Linked DNA regions of Mus musculus: regions 2 and 3 are each linked to region 1. The links are chromatin loops, found by intact Hi-C in ENCODE. Cell type or tissue: gastrocnemius. All regions are shown on one strand. Region 1 overlaps Septin8 (septin 8). Region 2 has its middle 7.4 kb from the start of Sowaha. Region 3 overlaps Shroom1 (shroom family member 1).

The links. A loop is a pair of places that touch in the nucleus more often than their neighbours do. Peaks named below come from ENCODE experiments on the same cell type or tissue, not always from the same donor. Only the 100,000 strongest peaks of a DNase experiment are listed, where the experiment ranks them.
Region 2: it touches region 1 in a loop (2.0-fold over the local background); 14 of 42 quality-filtered maps call a loop at or near these places.
Region 3: a loop joins it to region 1, with 2.3 times the contacts of the local background. A loop is called at or near these places in 14 of 42 quality-filtered maps.

The regions. Positions count from the first base shown.
Region 1 is chr11:53,522,733-53,526,732 of GRCm38, forward strand. The region is part of intron 1 of Septin8 (septin 8); the gene reads left to right. Among named protein-coding and RNA genes, the nearest start is that of Septin8, 5.0 kb to the left of the region's middle. In gastrocnemius, a CTCF peak has its summit at 2,343; DNase peaks (open chromatin) are centred at 388, 1,486 and 2,353; H3K4me3 peaks cover 528 bases; H3K27ac peaks cover 4,000 bases.
Region 2 is chr11:53,470,746-53,474,745 of GRCm38, forward strand. No RefSeq gene overlaps it. Among named protein-coding and RNA genes, the nearest start is that of Sowaha, 7.4 kb to the right of the region's middle. In gastrocnemius, a CTCF peak has its summit at 2,132 (motif pointing right); no DNase peak of the experiment used is centred here; H3K4me3 peaks cover 155 bases; H3K27ac peaks cover 267 bases.
Region 3 is chr11:53,464,292-53,468,291 of GRCm38, forward strand. Shroom1 (shroom family member 1) reads left to right here. Exons shown (of 8, transcript NM_027917.3): 3 at 1-39; 4 at 829-1,017; 5 at 1,205-1,753; 6 at 1,833-1,965; 7 at 2,087-2,359; 8 at 2,472-3,475. The coding sequence ends at 2,804. Among named protein-coding and RNA genes, the nearest start is that of Shroom1, 9.1 kb to the left of the region's middle. In gastrocnemius, a CTCF peak has its summit at 2,464 (motif pointing left); DNase peaks (open chromatin) are centred at 2,245 and 2,428; H3K4me3 peaks cover 819 bases; H3K27ac peaks cover 781 bases.

The DNA of each region.
Region 1 (4,000 bases):
TGCTGGCCCCACATCTCTGACTGGGTCCTGCTCAGCCTTAGGTCAGCTCAGAGGCTTAGGTTGATGGCTGTTGTATATGTCTGCAGGAGCAACCCTCAGCAGGTTCTGTCATCTCTTGTCTTCCTTGGGTCATCAGACTCCTGGCACACTTTTGGGGTCCCTCTCTTCTTAGACTCTGACTCTGAGAATCACTCTCCTCCAACCCTGACCAGCTCCTGTGACTCCTGTCTGCATCTAATGGGACAAGGTTCAGACTCCTAGGTGAGGGACCCTGTAGGTTCCGGGCAAAGTGAGGATGTGCGGGGGAGAGGGGAGAAACGTGAAGCAGCCTCATCCTTGGCTTTCTTCCCAGCCAGTCGCTCCCTCGCCCCCATCTCCGCTTTATCCTCAGCACCATCTGTTACATCCGTTGTCACCCTGTAATCTTGACACTTCCCCAAAAAGCATGCTATCCAAGGAGAGCCTATTTTGTCCTGAAGCTAGGTGTGGGAAGCAGGCTTCTCACCCCAGTGTGGCTCAAGGGCCCTGTTCCCTGGGCTCTCCCTATCCTGTGAAAATGACCTCGGCGAGACTTTCTGGGCAGAAAAGATAGCTGAGAAAAAGGTGCCTGTGAAGCCCCCAGTGCCGAGCATTGCAGGGTCACACGTGAATGCCACAGGCAAAGCCACGGCTCCACACCTTTCTCCAGGAGCTAGGGTTGCCTTTTCTTCCTCCCTTCCCTACCTAACAAACTATGAACCAACCTTACTGGAACCTTATGGAATGGATCAGAGCTGTGAGTCTGGTGAGGGGTTGATGACCCAAGGCAGCATCCAACCGTGGACTGTTTGGGACAGGAAGAAAGACGATGGCAAGAGACTGGCCACAGAGTCAAGGAGGATAAGCAGAGGAGGAGAACTCGGGGCTTGTCCAAAAGCTTTGGGTGGGCAGTGGATGTTTTGTGGTCCATCGTCTTTTTGCTGTCAGCAGGCTGAGATTTGGTGAGGAAGCAGAGTTTGGTTGCTGGTCATTCAACCATGGGCCCAATGCCCAAAGACTAGCTTCCACCTGAGTGCCCCTTGAGGTGATAGACTTTCGAGCCCTAGGATGAAATTGGGAGTGGTCTGTGTTTGGGACAGTAACTCCCGGACATATTTGTAACTGAAGCCCAGCTTCCTTGCGGCCATGCCCCAGAGCAAAGAAGCAAGGAGCAGCTGGCCTCCAGGTGTCTCTCAGGGCCTCTCCAGTTTCCTGCTTCCAGTTGCCTTTAGGGTTTTGGGACCCTCCCCACCCCCATCTTATAATGCTCTAGCTTTGTGTATAACCAGATGTGGAGCTGGTTGGGGGGGATGGGGGACGGGGGTGGGGTGGGGGAATGGGACACATCTGCTTGAAGAGTGGGTTGCTCTATTAGCTTCCATAGGCATTGTGTTCATCCTCAGGGCGCATGTGGGGAAGCCTAGCTGGGAGGAGGCAGCAGAGGACAGGGTCGGGAGTTTCTGGGCAGTAATACTGTTGGCATCAGGACCTCAGAAATCCGTGACATCACTTAGGCGAGACCCGCAGACCCGTTGCCAAGGCAACAGCCACCATATTCCCAGAATCTACTTGGCTCACCTCCACCTTTACCTGGGTTACATCATTACCCATATATATAAAGAAAGCCCCCCTCATCTCTTTTTCTCTTCCCCACTTCTCTTTCGGCTGCCACCTTGCCCCCCCACTCCAATAAACCTCTTACACGTGGAACTGTTTTGGCCTGGTGTGCTATGTTCAGCCACGATTCTAACACATCAACTGCAGTTGTCTTTTTTGCTTGCCTTGAATTGGATATTCATTCCTAGGATGAGGAGCTTCCGGGTACATAGTAGGCTTTATGAACCAAGTTAGAGGGACAGAGTCAGAGGGGGTGTTCATCTCTGATCATGATCTCTGACTGTTCCCAGAGGGATCCTCTGGGTGTGGGCCACTGGAAACCTGGGCTTTTGGGGGGACTGTGGGACAGACCCAGCATTCTCCTGAGGGACAAAGACAACCCTTTGCCTGCTGTTGGGGTGAATGGATAGCAGAGATGCATAGCTGTGCCTCTGTAGCTGCCTCTGGCCATGTTGGTGCAAGGGCACCCCTCTGGAACCTGCCAGCAACATCATCCAGCCTGAGGTGGTAAACAAAGCAGGGAGATTTTGGAATCCACACTCCCCCCGCCCCCCCTTCTAAGGCCAGTGTTTCATTCACAAGGAAATGCTGCCTCCTTCTTTGAATGGTTGGACCACTTCTGGATGAGCACATTGGCAGACAGCGGTGGCTGCCCCTAGAGTCAGTCTCTAGCCAAGCAGAAAACTGGAGCTGCTGTGCCTCCTGCAGCAGAGCGCCCCCTATGTGCTGTGGCAGGATGGGACATTCCCTCCTCCTCCTCCAGCAACACATGGAAGCCTGAGAAGCCTCAGTGGCAGGTGGCAGGGACGGGCATGGGCTCAGGAACTCTGCTCTTTTGTTTCTGGAGAACCCGTTTTGGTAGGTGTGTCAATCAAACCATCCCTATTTGACAAGCTACAGCCTGGCTGTGGGAAGACGAGAAAGTGTTCTGGACAGAGAAACACAGGACCAAGTTCTGGGCCTGGGAGAAGTTGGACTGCTGGCCCAGCAGCCCTCCTCGTTGTTAACCATGTGGGCACCATGGTGGCACTGTGAACATTGATCTGGGTTTGAGTCTTACCCCCCACCCCCCTCCCCGGTCTTCTGTCCTGTAGAAGAGAGACGCTGCAGCCCAGGTGTCCTGGACTGGGGACAGGTGCTCCCTGTTTCTGTTCTCCTCAGGCCCAGGATGACAGCTTCTCTGACTTTGCTCTCTCCCATACGACCTTTTAGTTATTTCCCGTGACCTCTGACCTGGGTTTAGAGGCTTGCTTGGAATCCTGGGACCAGAGCCTAAGCCGTTCCTGGGAACATTCCTAGAATTCCTCTTGGGCTCAAGGACAGTTGTGCTCAACACCACAGTTCTGGCCTGGGGCCTCTGCTCTGGCTATTTTTAAGGCCTAGACTTGCTTGGGAGTAGCTGAAGCCACTTGGTGCCAGGAACATGGGTGGAGAAGGCTCCCAGTGGTACAGTGAGTCCTGAGGAGTGGGCTTTCTGTCCAACTGGCAGGGTGTACCCGACAATGCCTTGAGATGAGCAAGAGGGTAAACCATTCTGAATTTTAAACCCTAAGATAGTCTAGGGGGCCAGCCAATGCTAGGCACAGGAGCTGGGGGACAGATGTGTTCAGAGACCACGGCGCTAGAGAAGCGTGTGGAAGACCTGGCGTGTGGAAGACCTGGCGTTAGGGAGCTAGCTGCTTAGCACCCAGGACTCAGGAACCATATTTCCTAGATTGGGGGGTCTGCTTTGATTCCATCCCCACTACCAGCATACTTTGGGGTTCTTTATTCATCTGCAGCTCTGCCAGTCTTGCTGGTGTGGGTCCTTCAGCAGATTTCCAGTCTCTGAAGATAGTCTGCTTTCGTGTGTGGGCAAGCCGTGAGACCCGACTTCTCCCTAGATGCCACCTCAATTCTTGGTAAAACAGACGGTTCCTCATGTCTGACAATTAGGGCTGATCCCGAGGGTTCAGAAAACAGTTCTGGACCAGGACAGGGATGTCCCAGTTACCCACTGGGCTGTATAATGAGCAAGGCCCTCTGCTTTGTTCTGGATGGCCAGGCAGGAAAGATTGCACTTTCTTAGTTTGGTTGCTTTCTCTGATGTGCCAAAGAAAGGATGACGTAGAAAGCCTTGCCTTTGCTCAGGATCCAAGAGCTCGTTAGTGATTTCCGAGGGGATCTTGGCCATGTGCAAATCTTACTGTGTGCAGATCTCCAAGGTGCCAACTGTCCTTGTTCAGGGGGATTTTTGAAGATGTTTAGAGCCCCTAGTGAGCACCCTAGGTTGCTAGATATGAAAGGGGCCAGAGTCAGCAAGAGCTACCCCTGTCTAGGGCCTGCCAACCTAAAAGCTTGTCCTTGTGGAAGAGTACCTATGCTT
Region 2 (4,000 bases), 52 kb before region 1:
TGGCCATTCAGATGGCAGAGGCTCCCAGGGAAGGTTAGGGCAAATGCTCTGTACCCAGAAGAGGTGAATGGTGGGATAAAGAAGGACTACACTTTCTGTGAAGAAATCCTCTCAAGATTCCTGGTGTTACTGTCACAACTCAGCCACCACGCTTAGGGGGCTACTGTCTGTTATCTTTGGTATTTAAATCACTCAGCTTTTCCACCAAGAGAATTTGGTTCCCCACCCCCTCCCGGGGGGGGGGAGAGGAATGGATAAAGATTTCTTCTTTCTCTTCCCCCTCCCCCTCTATGCTTTCTCTTCTTTTCCTGTATCCCCCTCTTCCACTTCCCCTCCACCTTGGATCCTCTTTCAACTCCTCCTCCTCCTCCTCCTCCTCCTCCTCTTTTAGATTAATTTATGTTCACTATTTTCTTGCATGCGTGTCTGTGTGCCACATGCGTGCTTGATGGTGCCTTTGGAGATCAAAAGAAGGAGGAACAGGAGTCCCTGACTTTGGAGCGGGAACCCCTGACTCTGCAGCAGGAGCCCCTGACTCTGGAGTGGGAACCCCTGACTCTGGAGCGGGAACCCCTGACTCTGGAGTGGGAACCCCTGACTCTGCAGCAGGAGCCCCTGACTCTGGAGCAGGAACCCCTGACTCTGGAGCAGGAACCCCTGACTCTGGAGTTACAGATAGTTGTGAAGGGCCACGTAGATACTGGGAACAGAACCCAGGTCCTCTGCCAGAGCAAGCAGGGATCTTAACCACTGAGCCACCTCTCCAGCCCCTGAGAGCATCTTTACAAAGATTGGCAGGTGCTTTCAGCTCACTTGGTGGCAGTTTAGATGGAGAAGGTAAGGATAGTAGAGGGATGTGAGCTAAGAAAGACGGTATTCACTTGGGAGGCAGAATCAGGAGGATATGTGTGAGTTCAGGGCCAGTGTGGTCTACAGAGTGAGTTCCAGAACAGCCAGGGCTACATAAACAAACCCTGTCTTGAACCACCACCCCACCCCACCCCCACCCCCCAAAAGGGAAGGAACAAAGAGACATAGCTCAGTGATTGAAGATACCAGATGCCAATCCTGACAACAACCCGGTTTTATCTCTGGGACCTGTACAGCAGAAGGAAAGAGCTAACTCCTGGAAGTCATTCTCTGGCCTCCACACATGTGCCATCTCTCTCTCTCTCTCTCTCTCTCTCTCTCTCTCTCCCTCCCTCTCTCTCTTTCTCTCTCTCTCTCTCTCTCTCTCTCTCACACACACACACACACACACACATGCCCATACACATGCACATAACATAAAAAAATTAATAAAATATTGAAAGAGTGATATTGTTGGTTCTAAAGAGGATGGCTATTATTTTGAGACAAGACCTCAAGTACCCCAGGCTAGCCTTGAACTCTGTATATCAATATTCAGGATGACATTGAGTCCCTAGTCTTCTGTCTCACCTTATGGGGTCACAGGAATGTACCCCTATACCCACCTGATGATTTTAATTTATTTTTTTTGAGAAAGGGTCTTACTATTTAGCCCTGGCTCGCCTAGAACTTATCAATGTAGACCAGGCTAACCTGGAACTCACAAGAAATACTCCTGCCTCTACTTTCTGAGTGCTGGGATTAAAGGCAGGCACTATTATGTCTGCCTTAGATTTAAATATGTATATATGTACATGTCTATTTAAATACTATTTAAATATATGTATGGAAGGAGGAGAGAGAGAGAGAAAGAGAGAGAGAGAGAGAGAGAGAGAGAGAGAGAGAGAGAGAGAGAGAAGACCAGGGGAGGACATAGCTGAAGTAGCAAGGTTAGAACAAGAGTGAGAAACTAGGGGAGGGAAGCCCATGAGCTGGAGAAGTTTAGGGTAAGAGGCAGGGTGAGAAGGTCCAGGATGCTAGCACTGACTCTGTAACAGGTTCTTGTAATACTGAGGGAGCGTGGAGGCCATCATATATGTTAGTATGACAATGGGCACTACAGATAGCCACTTGACCTTTCTACCAGTGATAAGGAGGCGGACTCCTTTGGTAGTTCCTGAGAAATGCTGGCTTTTGTCTAATTGACAGAATTTGACAATGAGACCCTGTCTCAAAAGGAACAAAAAATATTATTTTATGTATATGGGTGTTTTGCCTGCATGTATGTGCCTGCAGAATCCAGTAGAGGGTGTCGGATCCCCTGGAACTGGAGTCACAGATGGAATGGGACCGGAAGCTGCCATGTCAGTGCTGGGAATAGAACCTAGATCATCTGGAGAAGCAGTCAGTGCTCTTACCTGCTGAGCCACTGCTCCAGCCCTGTTGATCCTATTTTAATTGCTACCATACAAAAGTGGGTTAACTCCCCTTTACATTTTTCCTAATAGAATGAAGTATGTTTGTTTGCAAACACAAATGTGGGTTTTTTTTTTTTGGGTTTGGTTTGGTTTGTTTTTGTTTGTTTGTTTGTTTGTTTTGTTTTGTTTTTTTAAAAGAATGATGTAAAGCAAATCCTGGAAACAACTCAGCACCCCCAACCCCTGCCCATAGGTTGCAGATCTCCGAGAGTCCTAACTATTCACTTGGTGTCGCTCCTTCTCCCGCAGTCTGCAGGATGGGAACTGCCAGTCTTTCATCCCACAGAGGACAGAGATGGAGTGTGGAGAATAGCCCAGAGTCACTGTTTTCGTGTCTGGTCCTGTGATTAAAAACAAAGTAAGGGAGTGAGGCTTTAATCAGAATGGCAGTTCCAGGGTGCAGTCCATCTGGGCAGAGAATGCAAGGCCGCTGGTGGTTGGAGCAGCTGGTCACACCGTGTCCAGACAGGAAGCAGAGAGAGATGAATGTGAGCTTGTCTCTACTCAGCTTCCTCTCTCTGTTTTACACAGTCCAGGATTCCCTGCCCAGGGTGTGGTCCCACCCAAGATCAAGTCATATAATCAAGGTAATTTTCAGAAGCCCATCTCTCTAGATGCTACCAGATTCAGGTCGCCAACACTAACCCTCACAGTCAATGAATGGGTTTAGGGATGATGCTATGCCTCTCTGCCACTTACTAGATGTGAACCTGGACACGTTTCTTCTGACTATTGCAGCCTTTTAACTTCCTGACTTAAAATCGAGACATTAATGGGCCAGCGACATGGTTCAGGACTTAGAAGCTTGGTGAGCAAGCGTGATGACCAGAGTTCAGTCCCAAAAACCAATATTGATGCCAGATGGGCATGGTGGCCCACCTGTGATTCTAGCCTCCGAAGACAGAGACCGGAGATCCTTAGAGCAAGCTGGCTAGGGAGACTTAGCTATATCCACGAATCCTAGGTTGACTGAGAGACCCTGCCTCACTGCAGAAGGTGGAAGAGCGGTTGGGAATTATCTCAGCCGTCAACCTGAAGCTTCAACATGCATTTGCACCCATCCACGTGCACCCTCCACTATGTGCGTCTGCACAAGCGCGCACACAAACACATGCACACATGGGGTGGGTGAGGAGAGCATCCAGATACGGATAGTCTGTGGCACACACAAGGCTTGTTAATAACTTCAGCACATTGAAACTGTGCCTGGAACATACTTAACAAACACAGCTTGCAGATTCATTACCCGTGTCCTGAATCTTCAATTAGGCAATCGAGGCTTGTTCTGGAGTAAACCCCGCCTCCATCAAAGGCACTGTAAAACACTCACACATACCTGCAGCAACAATTGTCTTCCATGAAAAGCCCACTCTCCTGGGACAACCTTTAGCACCTTAACCGTCTCAACAGTTAACTTTTCGATTACATTTATTTATTTGTTTACATGTGCCTGGGTGCATTTCATGGTGAGTGTGTGTGTGTGCATGTTTACTTGTGTGCAGGTGCAAATGTGTGTGTGGGTGCACGCGCATGCCCACATGCGTGGTCTCCAGAAGGCAACCGCAGGTGCCTTTCCTCAGATGCTGTCCCCTTGCATTTTTAATTTGTGCCTTCTGTGGATTTTTGTTCTGTTCTGTTTTGGTTTTGGCAGGATTGCTCAGTAGCCTGGATCT
Region 3 (4,000 bases), 58 kb before region 1:
AGACATCCGCAGACCACTGCTTCACACCAAGCTTTCCAGGTGAGAGATAAGGGACACTCTTGGAGTCAACTTTCACGGGTCTTGATTTAAAAAGGAATCACAGGTCCCATATCCATTACTTTTCCTATTGTTGAGAACAATTTTTTTTCTTTTGAAGATTTATTTATTTATTTTATGTGTATGCATACACTATAGCTATCTTCAGACTCACCAGAAGAGGGCACTTGGATCCCATTACAGATGGTTGTGAGCCACTATGTGGTTGCTGGGATTTGAACTCAGGACCTCTGGAAGAGCAGTCAGTACTCTAAACCTCTGAGCCATCTCTCCAGCCCCGTGAACAAATTCTTAAGAATGGAGACTTGAAGAAGAAATATTTATTTTGGCTCGCGGTTGAAGAGAGTGGAGTCCATCCCGGCAGGAAGGCATGGATTCAGGGCGTGTGAGGCTTCTGGTTACCCTCCATCAGGAAACGGACTCCTGCTGGGGCTCAGTGCCCTTTCCACTTCTGTTCAGTCCTCAAACTTCAGTCCATGGGATGACTCTGCCCACATTCAGTCAGATTACAATCTCAGACATTCTCCTCACACATATACATCTTCCCTCCCCAGTGGCACCTCTCTGGAAACCCCCTCAGAGTCAGTCAGAGGTGTGTCTCCTAGGTAATTCCAAATCCATTCAAGTTGGCAAAGATCTAATCATTACAGGACAGTCTACGTGCCTCAGTCTGAGACTTCCGACAGTCTTGTGCAAACTGCATGCTCTGCTGTTTGTCTGGGGCCGTGGGAAGGGCCTCTTTCCTGGTCACTGTAGGCTCCCTGCCTCTAGGTCTTTGACTCAGAAGGAGGTCACAGGAGTGTGTCCTGGAGAGGCCCTCCAGACCAAACCGGCTGGCTGTGGTCGGAGAATCTCTGAGACCTCGGTGTCTACTCCGGGCCCCTCCCTCCCTGAAGATGACGTGTTCCTGAGAGAAGCCAAAACACCGTCACCTCAAGATTCCCAAGGGCTCCCCACCAGGTGAATCCCTTCCTGTGTCCAAACACAGAGAGACACTCTCCTAACACATATACATCTAAAAAATGCCAAAGGGCTGGGAACTCTCTCAGGTAATGCCCAGGTGTTGGGGGATGGCGGCAAGCAGCCAGACCTTGAGCTCTTGTCTGCACCAGAGCCTTTTCTGATTCAGTATCCCGTCTACTTCCAGCACCTCCTACCGGCAGTATGAAAACGACTTAAGCAAAAAAGCTGGTCAGATTGCAGTTTCAGCAGAGAGACCCCTCCATGAGACTCCAGGGATCACGGGTACAGAGGACTGTGGGCAAGCGGTGAACGGCTCTGTGGATCTCTCCAGACCCACAAGCATTCCAGAGACTACAAATGACGACATCCCAACCTTTGACACTAATGGGACCACTGACCCCTCTGCAGCTACAGAGAAAAAACCCCTCAAGCCTCCCCCAGTCGATGTCTTGAGACCTTCAGACTCTGAGACTCCAGGGTCCCCTCACCACACTTCCCTGACTTGGGGCCAGTTTGATTCCAAGACTACTTGGCCTAGTCGGCATTTTGAGGCGCTGGTTCAAGAGCTGGCCAGACTGGATCCCTCTTTGAGCCGTACTCTTGCCGCCCAGCCCGGTCCAGAGCCACCGCAGGGCCTGCTGGATGGGCTTTTTCCTGTCGAAGAGATCCGAAGTGCGATGAGGCCAGCCCTTGAGGAGATGGGAGAGAAGGCTGCTGGCGCATCGGAGGAAGGGTGAGCATTAAGGACTCCTGATTCTGAGTATCTGCAGTCTAAGGCAGAAAGATTCAGAGAACTTTGGCTTTGTCCTCAGGTCTTGTGGACACCACCTCACGCAGGACCTGCAGACTTCCCAAGAGGCATCAAGGTCTGAAAACTCTACCCCCGACCCTGACCAATCAAGTGGCCAGGAATTCCCAGAAGGAAACAGCACCCAGGCCAAGAAAGTGAGTGGGGGAAGGGGTGGGGTGGGTAGGGGGATGGAAGCTGGGTGGGGCCGCGGCTTAGTGTCTGGTTGGAGAAATCCAGACTTGGCCCAGTTTTTGAATACTTAGGCCCTCCCGGTAGGTGGAACTAGCCCGCCTCCTCCAAAAGATGCTGCAGGATCTTCACGCTGAGCAGGAGCGACTGCGGGGGACCGCCGCAGACTGGACCCAACGCAACGGAGCTCTAGAGGCTGCTGTGAGCCAGGCCTGTACACCCCGGGAGCTGGAACGGTTCCGCCGGTTCATGACTGATCTAGAGCGTGTGCTTGGTCTGCTGCTGCTGCTAGGCAGTCGCCTGGTCCGTGTAAACCTCGCCTTGGCTAGGGCGGGCTCAAACAGCGACCCTGATGAGAGGGTAAAATAGGTTGAGGTTGGGGGAAGAGCAGGGTTTGGAGGGGCCTTCCTTCTACCGCCCGGATCATCCGGGAAGCAACGGTGTTCACTGCGCCCTCTCCCGGTGGTTCCAGGCCTCTCTGCTGCAGCGACTCCAACTTCTGCAGCGACAGCAAGAAGAAGCTAAGGAGCTGAAGGAGCACGTGGCTCGGCGGGAGCAAACCCTGCGTCAGGTGTTGGAGCGGGAGCTGCCCGCAGAGCATCTGCGCTCCTATTGTGTGCTGCTGGCCTCCAAGGCCAGGATCCTGTCACAGCAGCGCAGCCTGGACGATCGAATCCGGTTCCTTAAGGACCAACTGGACACTATCTGGAGCGACCTCAGCCATCATCCCCTTTCTCCCAGACTGACCTGGGCCCCAGCAATCCGTCCTCTAAACAAACAACCTTTTCTTGCTACCCTTATCTAGTTACATGTAGCGGAGGTGGGAACATTGTCCCAGGCTCACCCACAACTGGGGCGATGCTTTATAGAGAGCTTTCCCTTGAGGGAGTAGGGAGGAGTCAGACCAGGCCTTCCTAGGACACATCTTCCCACGGTGTTCTCCTGTGACCTTATTCAAGTTTGTAATTCTTTGGGAATTTGTGGGTCGTAAAAACTGCAGTATTCAAAGCCTGGCCTGGTGGTGTAGCTGTACTCCCCGCTATATGGGAAGCTGAAGATTTCAAGTGTAAGGTCTATCCGGGCTACAAAGGGAACTCAAAGCCAGCCTGGACAACTTAGGAGACTCTCCCTCAAAATAAGACGTAAAAAGAGGGCTGCAGGGTTTCGGGTTAGGTATACAGGGTTGGGGGAGGTCTGCCTCCACAAAAGACAGAAAAAAGAAGTCTGCAGGGGTGGGAGTTGGGGATACAGGGTTGGGGGTGTGTGTGTGTGTGAAGAGATGGACCAGCAGTTAAGATCACGTGCTGTTCTGCCAGAGGACCTGGGTTTTATTTCACGCATCTATGGTATATGGCCCACACCCGTCTGTAACTCCAGTTCCAGGGAATCTGACACTCTCTGGTTTGCACACAGGTAATGCACAGACATACATGCAGGCACAACACCCCTAAATAAACAAATAAATATAAAAGTAACTTAAAGAGAGGGCTACAGATAGAGCTGTAGAGTGCTTGCTTGCCATGTGTGAGAGTCTGGGTTCAAGCCCTCATAGAGCGACCACAAAAACAAAGCACAAGCCGGGCGTAGTGGTGCACGCCTTTAATCCCAGCACTTGGGAGGCAGAGGCAGGCAGATCTCTGAGTTCAAGGCCAGCCTGGTCTACAGAGTGAGTTCCAGGACAGCCAGGGCTACACAGAAAAACCCTGTCTCATAAAACAAAACAAAAACAAACAAACAAACAAAAACAACAACAACAAAAACAAAAAAACCAAAGAACAAAACCAAAAAAAAAAAAAAAAAAAAAAGCATGAGGAAGGATTATAAACCCTGCACACTCCCGTGTGATGGCGAGTCCCTCTGTCAGAGTTGGTGGGAGGCAGGAGGGTCAAGAGAGAAGAAGCTTAAGGTATAAACAAGCATTGCATTTTATATTCTAATAAACTCTCTAAGAGGAGCATGCATTGCCTGCAGCCGACAAGGGAAACTAACACTCTCTCTCTC